Linked DNA regions of Homo sapiens: region 1 is linked to region 2. Evidence: read pairs that join two places in POLR2A ChIA-PET (ENCODE). Cell type or tissue: K562. All regions are shown on one strand. Each heading gives the region's core, and the rest is flanking DNA. Links, peaks and the distances in the headings are about the cores only. Region 1 overlaps FHOD1 (formin homology 2 domain containing 1). Region 2 overlaps CTCF (CCCTC-binding factor).

Evidence for each region. Peaks named below come from ENCODE experiments on the same cell type or tissue, not always from the same donor. Only the 100,000 strongest peaks of a DNase experiment are listed, where the experiment ranks them.
Region 1: POLR2A ChIA-PET joins it to region 2 with 5 read pairs; 2 of 35 experiments call an interaction of 5 or more read pairs at or near these places.

Annotation. Positions count from the first base shown.
Region 1 is chr16:67,238,727-67,243,111 of GRCh38, forward strand. It overlaps FHOD1 (formin homology 2 domain containing 1), which reads right to left. Exons shown (of 22, transcript NM_013241.3): 2 at 622-728; 3 at 177-241. Among named protein-coding and RNA genes, the nearest start is that of FHOD1, 6.6 kb to the right of the region's middle. RefSeq lists enhancers at 2,869-3,542, 3,543-4,215. In K562, for the core only: no CTCF peak of the experiment used is centred there; a DNase peak (open chromatin) is centred at 2,635.
Region 2 is chr16:67,630,236-67,634,620 of GRCh38, forward strand. All of the region lies in intron 10 of CTCF (CCCTC-binding factor), which reads left to right. Among named protein-coding and RNA genes, the nearest start is that of CARMIL2, 13 kb to the right of the region's middle. In K562, for the core only: no CTCF peak of the experiment used is centred there; no DNase peak of the experiment used is centred there.

The sequences.
Region 1 (4,385 bases), core at 221-4,220, 390 kb before region 2:
TTCTTGAATCCCCCTCCACTCCCACCATGGCCCTGGAAGAAGAGGTCAGGATAGGGAGAGGAAGGAGCACATACAGCTAAACCTACTTTGCTCACTGTTCAGCACAGGCCTGAAGGTGAGCCAACTGGGCTATGGGGAGGAGGTGCTGCTGGACATGGATGCTCTCACACACTCACCCAAGATAGCGTTGACCCTCACAGAGAGCTGGGTCCGAAGGATCAGCGTGGGCTTCCGCCCTTTGCTGGAATCAAGGATCTCTGTTAGCAGCTCCCAGCCTATCCCTCAGCATTCCTCCCCACAAGCCAAGGGAGCCAAAGACCTCCCCATGCCAGCCCCAGCCCAGCTTGTTCCTCCCAGCTGCTCCTCCAAGAACCCAAGGGTTGGTCGGACAAGAGGGTTGGTGCAAACACATGTATCTCAGGTATGTGGGAGAGCCCCTAACTCCCACCTTGGGCAGCAGGTAACACTGGCCAGGCTTTAGAATTCCCCTGGCACACTTCCCTGGGGCAGGAGGTGACCCATGGCTCAGGCTAGTGATCGAGTGTCTCAGCTGCTGACATTTGAGCTAGCCCCTGGCAAGGGTGGGGGTAACCTTGCCTCCCTGGCCCCATCAGTTCTGACCTGATCTCTTCATAGAAGCCCTCCAGCATCTCCCGCTGCTCTTCCAGGGACAGCTCGGTGTCCAGGTAGTATCCGGAGGGAGACACTTGCAGAGCACAATCCTCCAACTGGGGGCAAAGGGAACAGCTGTGAGACTGAGGAAGAGGTGGCAGGCGAATGTATGAAGACCCCTGACCTCTTACCTACCACTTGAAGGGTGGCAGAGAGACACAGGGTCTGCACTACAGCTGTGCATTCCTTCAGCAGTTGCTTCTCAAGCACCTACTATGTGCAAAGCCCATCTGTGTCAGGCACCAGGCTTTCTTGGCCTTTGTTTGTACCATCTCCTCTCCTGGCTGATACCTACCTATTCTTTAGGTTGCTATGCAACCCACTCCACCCTGTGTGTATGCTCCCTTTCGAGACCTTCCACACAGCATTCTAATATCCGAGCCACTGGTCTCCTCTAGCTGCGTTCTCTGCGTTCAGGCACTCCGTCTGTCTTGCTCCCTGCTGTATCTATAGAGCCTGGCATAGCACCTGACACACAGTAAGCACTCACTAGGACTTGTTGAGCTAATAAACACAGATGAGGAAGGGGAATGGAGAGAAGATGGGAGGAAGTTCCTGCCTTCGAGGAAGCTCACAGCCCTGTGGGGTGATAAGCTATAGTCACAAAGCATTAAGCCCCAGAAAGAAAGTGTTAAGATGGCTGGGAGGTGCAAACCCACCCGGGAGAGTGTGTCTGTGTGTGTGTGTGTCTCAGTGAGTAAGAGGGTGAAGACAGGGTCTGATCCATAGACTTCCCAGTCCCACCAGATTTCAGGGTCTTTGGCCTCTCCCAAAGTGGGCTACAGTTACAATGGTCCTAGCTGGACCTCAGAGACACCCAAGGGGCCTATTAAAAAACTAACTTTAGGCCAGGCGTGGTGGCTCACGCCTGTAATCTCAGCACTTTGGGAGGCTGAGGAGGGTGGATCGCCTAAGGTCAGGAGTTCTAGACCAGCCTGGCCAACGTGGTGAAACCCCGTCTCTACAAAAATGCAAAAATTAGCCAGGCATGATGGCGGGTGCCTGTAATCCCAGCTACTGCTGGGGAGGCTGAGGCAGGAGAATTGCTTGAATCCAGGAGGCAGACATTGCAGTGAGCCGAGATCATGTCATTGCACTCTAGCCTGGGAGACAGAGTGAGACTCTGTCTCAAAAAACAAAACAAAACAAAACACTTAAGAGTCTGACTCAGTCTACAGTAGGACCCCAAAGCCTGCCTTTGTAACAAGCAGGCACATGCTCCATCCACGTGTCCATGTTTCCCTCCCCGGGCTCTCCTCCCCCGCCACAAGGCATGGCACTTAGCCCCTTGAGAAGTGCCTGTAGAGAAGCCTGAGGGAGGTGACTCCTGTGAGTCGGAGGGTGGCACTCTACCTCTCCCAGACACCTCCCTCCATTGCACAGTGCAGATATGCAGGTTCAGCAAAGTCTCCTTGACTTAAGTGGCTCTGGCCCTTGAGATGCCTTGGCCCAGGGAGAGCCCACCTCTGGAGAGGCAGGGTGTCTTCTGGTCTCCATCTTACTGGGCATGTCAATTCCAACATTTGTCCTGCTGTTTGGTCAGCCCTGCCCTCTTCTGGACCCTGCCCAAGGGCTTCCAACTGGCCTTGGTCCCCTGGAGAAAAAGGGAGTCCAGCTCCTGCCTCAACCCCTACCTCTGTTTAGCAACCCTTGCGCCTGCCTCAGAGCCTGACCTGGCTCCTTCCCCACAGTTTAGCCTGTGGGGCCCTTGGATGACCCCCCCCCCCGCCCACCCCCGCCTGGGACCTGGGACATAGGACAAACACTCCAGCCTGTTCTCTGTCCCACTTCCTGCCTGGCTGCCTGCCCTCCCCAGGGTGCCTTGGGCAGGCCTGGCCACTTTCCCCTCCCTGGGAGCAGAGTCATCTTCTCCAGGGCCTACTGGGAACAGGCCTGAGAAGGGGCAGCAAGGCCTGAGGGCTGGGGTATCTTGTCCAGGGCCAGCTCAGCTGAGGGCAACCCACATTCCTCCTGATCTCTTCCCACACAGTGACTCAGCAGCCTACCACCCCACCCCCATTCAGGCACAGCCGCATCTCCCTCCCTTGGCCTGGAAGATTCTGGGACCCTAGAAGAACACACCTACCCCAGAGCCACCCCCGTCAGGGATCCCCTCGAATCACACACATATAGAACAGCTCATTCTTTGAACATTCATGACCAGGCTGGTTTCAGATGCAGAGGACCTAGGAGGAATTAGACACTGCCTCTGCCTTCCCTTCCTTCCAGCCCAGTGGGGCAGACGGGAAGACAGACAGACGAGTCAGAAAAAGCTCACAAATGAATGTGGAATCACAACTTTCACAGTGCTAAGAAAGGGGAGGGGCAGAGTGCTATAAAGATAAACGGGAAGGGAAAACATGTTACACCTGGTAACTGCTTACACACCCAGGTATAAGGTTGGGTATGCACTGGCCAACACAGGCTGAAGCAGCACAGACCCAGAAAGGTCAGGCCCACCACGCTGTCCTGCCTCCTTGCATGCTGTAATCCCAAGAGAGCAGAGAATGTCCCTCTCCTTCCAGGACACCTGCATCCATTTGGGGAAGGGTCCTGAAGGTTAAATAGTCCACCTTCTTTTTTTTTTTGATATGGAGTCTTGCTCTGTCTCCCAAGTTGGAGTGTAGTGGCACAGTCTTGGCTCACTGCAACCTCTGCCTCCTGGGTTCAAGCAATTCTCCTACCTCAGCCTCCTGAGTAGCTAAGGTTACAGGCGTGCATCACCATGCCTGGCTAATTTTTGTATTTTTAGTAGAGACAGGGTTTCAGCATGTCATCCAGGCTGGTCTTGAACTCCTGACCTCAAGTGATCCACTTGCCTCTGCCTCTCAAAGTGCTGGGATTGTAGGTGTGAGCCACTGTGCCCGGCCAATGGTCCACATTCTCTAGCCTCCTCAGCCACTTCACCTGTCCAATCCTGCCAGGGCCCCATTTCTGGGGAGGAGGTCCAGGGAAACAGGTAGTCCAGTGCCTTCCAGGACAGTGTCTCCCCACCCCCAGCTGTCTGTCCTGGGTGGAAGTGTGGGGTGGTAGGCTAGAGTCAGGCAAGCAGCAAAGAGCAGGAGACTTCCTGCTAGCAGGATGGCACATGTCCCTCACACCCCGGCCCCTTCCTGGGGTCACCCTTCTGAGAGCCAAACCTCTGGGCCTTGTTTCTCACACCCTGGGGCTGGGCCAGGCCTGAATAAGCCCAAACCCTGGTCCTTGCTGACGGGGCTTAAGCTCAGCACGTAGTATGGGCCCACTTCCCTGACACCTTCTTGGCTCTTGTCTTCCTCACTTCTCTGGTCTCTGTCTTGGGGTGGAGTCTTTCCCCCATTCTTCCCAGGCTCAGCTTCTCACATTGGCCTCCAGCCCACTATACTCTTGACTTTCCAGGCTCAGGCTTTTCTGGCAGCCCAAAACCAACTGGTTATGTATGGTTTTATATGCAGGGTCAAGCCCAGGGGACCATGGCATCTACTTCTCTCTCTCTTTCTAGCTATCTATCTACCTATGTATAATATATAGATATAGATCTATAATATATAGATGTCTATAGATATTGATAATTTATATATATAGCTATGTATCTATTATATATATCTAGACATCTATTACATATATCTATTATATATTTTATAAATATACATTTTTCCCGCTTGTTTCTTTAGACTGTCTTACCCAATATTTTTAATAACAGTGTAATCAGGTAAGACTGAACATACCAGAGC
Region 2 (4,385 bases), core at 289-4,288:
GGACATGAAGAAGGTTGTTTAAGCATCTTCACTTATGGTTTGACTGCCTGTGTCAGCCTAACCTTGAGAGGTGCTGATCAAGTCAGTGAAGGTCAGCCTTTCTCTTCCTACCTTAATCTCTCCATTTAAAGTTTAAAATCTTGCCTATTTTCCTACCACAGGTACTCTTTGGAGTGTTTTTTGCCTCTCTAGTCATGAAACCCAGGCAGGAGGTTGTGCTTAGAAGTGCCAAGCCTCGGTCGGGCACAGTGGCTCATGCCTGTAATCCCAGCACTTTGGGAGACAAAGATGGGCAGATCACTTGAGGTCAGGAGTTCGAGACCAGCCTGGGGAACATGGCAAAACCTTGTCTCTACAAAAAATTTAAAAATTAGCCAGGTGTGGTGGTACATGCCGATAGTCCCAGCTACTCGAGAGGCTGAGGTGGGAGAATCACCTGAGCCCGGGAAATTGAGGCTGCAGTGAGCTGTGATCACGCCACTGCCTTCCAGTCTGGTGGTCGAAGTGAGACCTTGTCTCCAAAAAAAACAAAAAGTGCCAAGCCTCACAAAGAGGGTGGAGGAACAAGAGTCTTGGTAACTTGGAGGCCACATTTAATTACACAAACATGTTCAGAGTGTTAGATTCTGTAGTGTGGATATCTAGGTTGCTGGCATCCAGGTGGGAAGGCACCTCTGTAACTAAAGACTTAAGGTATGGATGGAAAAGGTGGTAGAGAGTTTGGTTTTAGGAAATGGACTTCCCAGAAGCACCATTAAACTGGAGAGATTATAGATGATGCCTGATAGTCTAGGGATTCTTCATATTGTGTTTTGCACTGGTTGTCAGTAGAAATAGTGGGGAGGGGTTGAGATTTTTGAAGAAGGAACATATTGGAGAACTTTAGTGACTTTATTGGGCTTTTTTTGTTCTTTGTTTGTTTTTTTTTTGTTTTTTGTTTTTTTTTTGAGACAGTGTCTCCCTCTTGTTGCCCAGGCTGGAGTGCAGTAGTGCGATCTCTGCTCACTGCAACCTCCACCTTCTGGGTTCAAGCGATTTTCCTGCTCAGCTTCCCAGGTAGCTGGGATTACAGGCATGCCCCACCACACCCTATTAGTTTTTGTATTTTTAGTAGAGATAGGGTTTCACCATGTTGGCCAGGCTGGTCCAGAACCCCTGACCTCAGGTGATCCATCCGCCTCGGCCTCCCAAAGTGCTGGGATTACAGATGTGAGCCACTGTGCCCGGCTGTTTTTTTGTTTTTAAATAGAGATGGGGTCCCACTGTGTGGCTCAGGCTGGTCTCGTAACTCCTGGGCTCAAGTGATCCTCCTGCCTCGACCTCCCAATGTGCTGGGATTATAGGCATGAGCCACTGCACCCAGCTACTTTATGGGTTTTATTGTAAAACTTTCTCATGAAAGCACTAAGCTGTTTATGTTTGGATCTGTAACAAGGTCCCCCCCACCCCCCCCCCCTTTTTTTTTTCCTTTTTTTAAATGGAGTATCCGTTTTAAGTAGCATCTTCTTCAGTCACTGGGTGTTAAGTGTATGCCTCCTTTAAGATGTCAATTTGCAGCTGGTCATGGTGGCTCACGCCTGTAATCCCAGCACTTCGGTAGGCCAAGGCAGGCAGATCACCTTAGCTCAGGAGTTCAAGACCAGCCTGGGGAACATGGCAAAACCCTGTTATCTACAAAAAAATACAAAAATCAGCAGGGGGTTGTGGCCTGCGCCTGCGGTCCCAGCTACCTGGGAGGCTGAGGTGGGAGGATGGCTTGAGCCCAGTAGGTTGAGCTGCAGTGAACTGAGATAGTGTCACTGCACTCCAGCCTGGGTAACAGAGCGAGACCCTGTCTCCAAAAAAAAAAAAAAAGGGAAAAAAATTATTGCACTGAACTGTTGGGGGTTTTCAGAAATGTTAGGAGACTCCCAGATATTACCAGTGATCAGATAATCTTAACCTTGGGGATCCCTATAGTTGTTCTTAGTTGCAAAGCCGCCTGCTGCCAGACTCTGTCCTATGTCCTGCTTTCTCCTGATACTGCCTTGTTCACTTCTGTGGTTCATCTCCAGGAAGACCAGCTTCTTTCCCTAATTGTATGTAACCAGAAGCATCTTTAGTCAAAAGAGATTATTGATAGCTTCTGATAGATTTCTACAGTTCTGTGTTCTGTCTGCTGCTGGTTAGTAGAGCATGGAATTTGGTTCCAGGCCTTATACCTAGTGACTCTTTATCTCCCCCAGAAAAGGGACGTCAGCCTGGGCTCCATGCCACTGTTGGCCATGCAGTCTTACTTGTCCTGACCCAGAAGTTCTGCCTGTCGGCTGTCTACAGAGATTGACCAGCAGATGGTCTACTGCTGTTTTCAAGGCTTTTTGCTGAAATACCACCAAGCCAATAAGCCTTTGATCCTGTTAGCCTGCTTTTGTGTGCTTTTCCCCCAATTCTGACTGAACTTGTTTAGTTTTCTAGGCATTGGGCCAACTTAGGCAATAGAGGGCTTGAAGAAGTTCAGCAGGGAAGCATCTCTCGTTCTTGACACACTGCCACCTATCTATATATTCCCCACGTTTTCACTTAGGATTTCAGTCACTTGAGAAATAAGGCATTTTATCTGGAAGATCAGGAGTTTACCCACAGATCTCTAAATTTAAACATTTTGTTCCAGAGAAAGAGAGTGCATGTTAATAACCCGTGCTTTCTAGAGGAAGGCAGGCAGTGTACATTTTGTGCCGCAGCCATGGGGGAGGGATAACAAAAGCTCTTTGGCTGCCTGCAGATGTGGGCGCCAGAACAGCCCCAGACTGAGGGCAGAGGTTTGAATTCTACCTGCTGTGACTTAGCTGTGCATTGCAGTCACTTAGTTTCTCACTTTTTCTATAAAATGAGGGTAACACCCTCATTCAATGAAGTACTGAAGCCTAAGTGGAAAATGGTGAATTTTTAAATTGTGATGTTTGCTATAAGTAAAAGCTGTGTTTGTGGTAGACTATAGGTTACGGAGCAGGATTAAATGAGTTCCGTGAGTCCTGTTGATCCCCAGGTGTCACTATTAAATGGAGTGAGAATGTTACAGAAATTACTCAGGGAAACTGAGTCTCAGCTGGTCAGATGTCCCAGGTCACGTACCTAGTAAGAGATCTGAGACTCAGCCTTGTTGCCTGGCTCCTCGTCAGTATTCTTTATACAATAGTTTCCTCACTTTCATGTACCACTTATTTTACCACGAATGGACAATTGTGGCATTAGGGAGGAGAGCAAGAGGGTTGGAAATGACACATTGGGTCTAGTACAGCTGGGAATTAAGTCCAAAAACTTGACCTTAAAAGAGAATCAATAATAGTTTCAAAAGAACTCTTGCTACTTACCTTAGTAAATAGGACCTCACAATGCGTAAGAATTTCTGGCCAGGCGTGATGGATGAAGCCTGTAATCCTAACACTTTGGGAGGTCAGGAGTTAGAAGCTGCAGTGAGCTATGACCGCACCAGTGCACTCCAGCCTGGGTGACAGAACAAGACCCCGCCTCAAAAAAAAAGAAAAAGAATTTCCGTCTTGTCCCCTGACACACACACACACACACACACACACACACACACTCTCACTCACTCACTCTTACCCTTCCTGCCCACTTAGAGATGAGCAGAACCACATCTCCAAGGGTCCATTTCCGGCTTAGTGTCCTGCTTTATCCTGGTATAGTAGGTAGGGGGATCATGAGAATTTGAAATTCGGTATTGTGTTGAGTCAAAAAAGGGTCTAAAGCTAAAAGGAAAAAGTAATAGCCAATCCCACATAAAATGTGAATAATAGTATTCAAGTCGATTTGCTTCATTCTGCTGTAATACCTGTTTATTATATTAATCCTGATAGCAAAAATTCCAGCAAAAGCATTTTTATTTATTATTTTTTGGAACCTCACACCCTGCTCCCCTAAAAGCATTTTTAAATGGGCTTTTGTTTTGTTTTTAGTTTTTATTTATTTTTGTTGTTATTTGTTTGTTTTTCCCAGACAAAGTCTTACTCTGTCACCCAGGCTGGAGTGTAGTGGAGTGATCTCAGCTCACTGCAACCTCCGCCTCCCAGGTTCAAGTGATTCTCATACCTCAGCCTCCTAAGTAGCTAGGATTACAGGTGCCCGCCATCACAGCTGGCTAATTTTTGTATTTTTAGTAGAGATGGGGTTTCACCATGTTGGCCTGGCTGGTCTCAAAGTCCTGACTTCAGGTGATCCACCCACCTCGGCCTCCTAAAGTGCTGGGATTACAGGCGTGAGCCACCATGCCCAGCCTAAATGGGCTTTTTTTTTTTTTTTTTTTTTACACAGGATCTCACTGTATCACCCAGGCTGAATACAGTGGTGAAATCACAGCACGCTGCAGCCTCTACCTCCCTGGCTTAAGC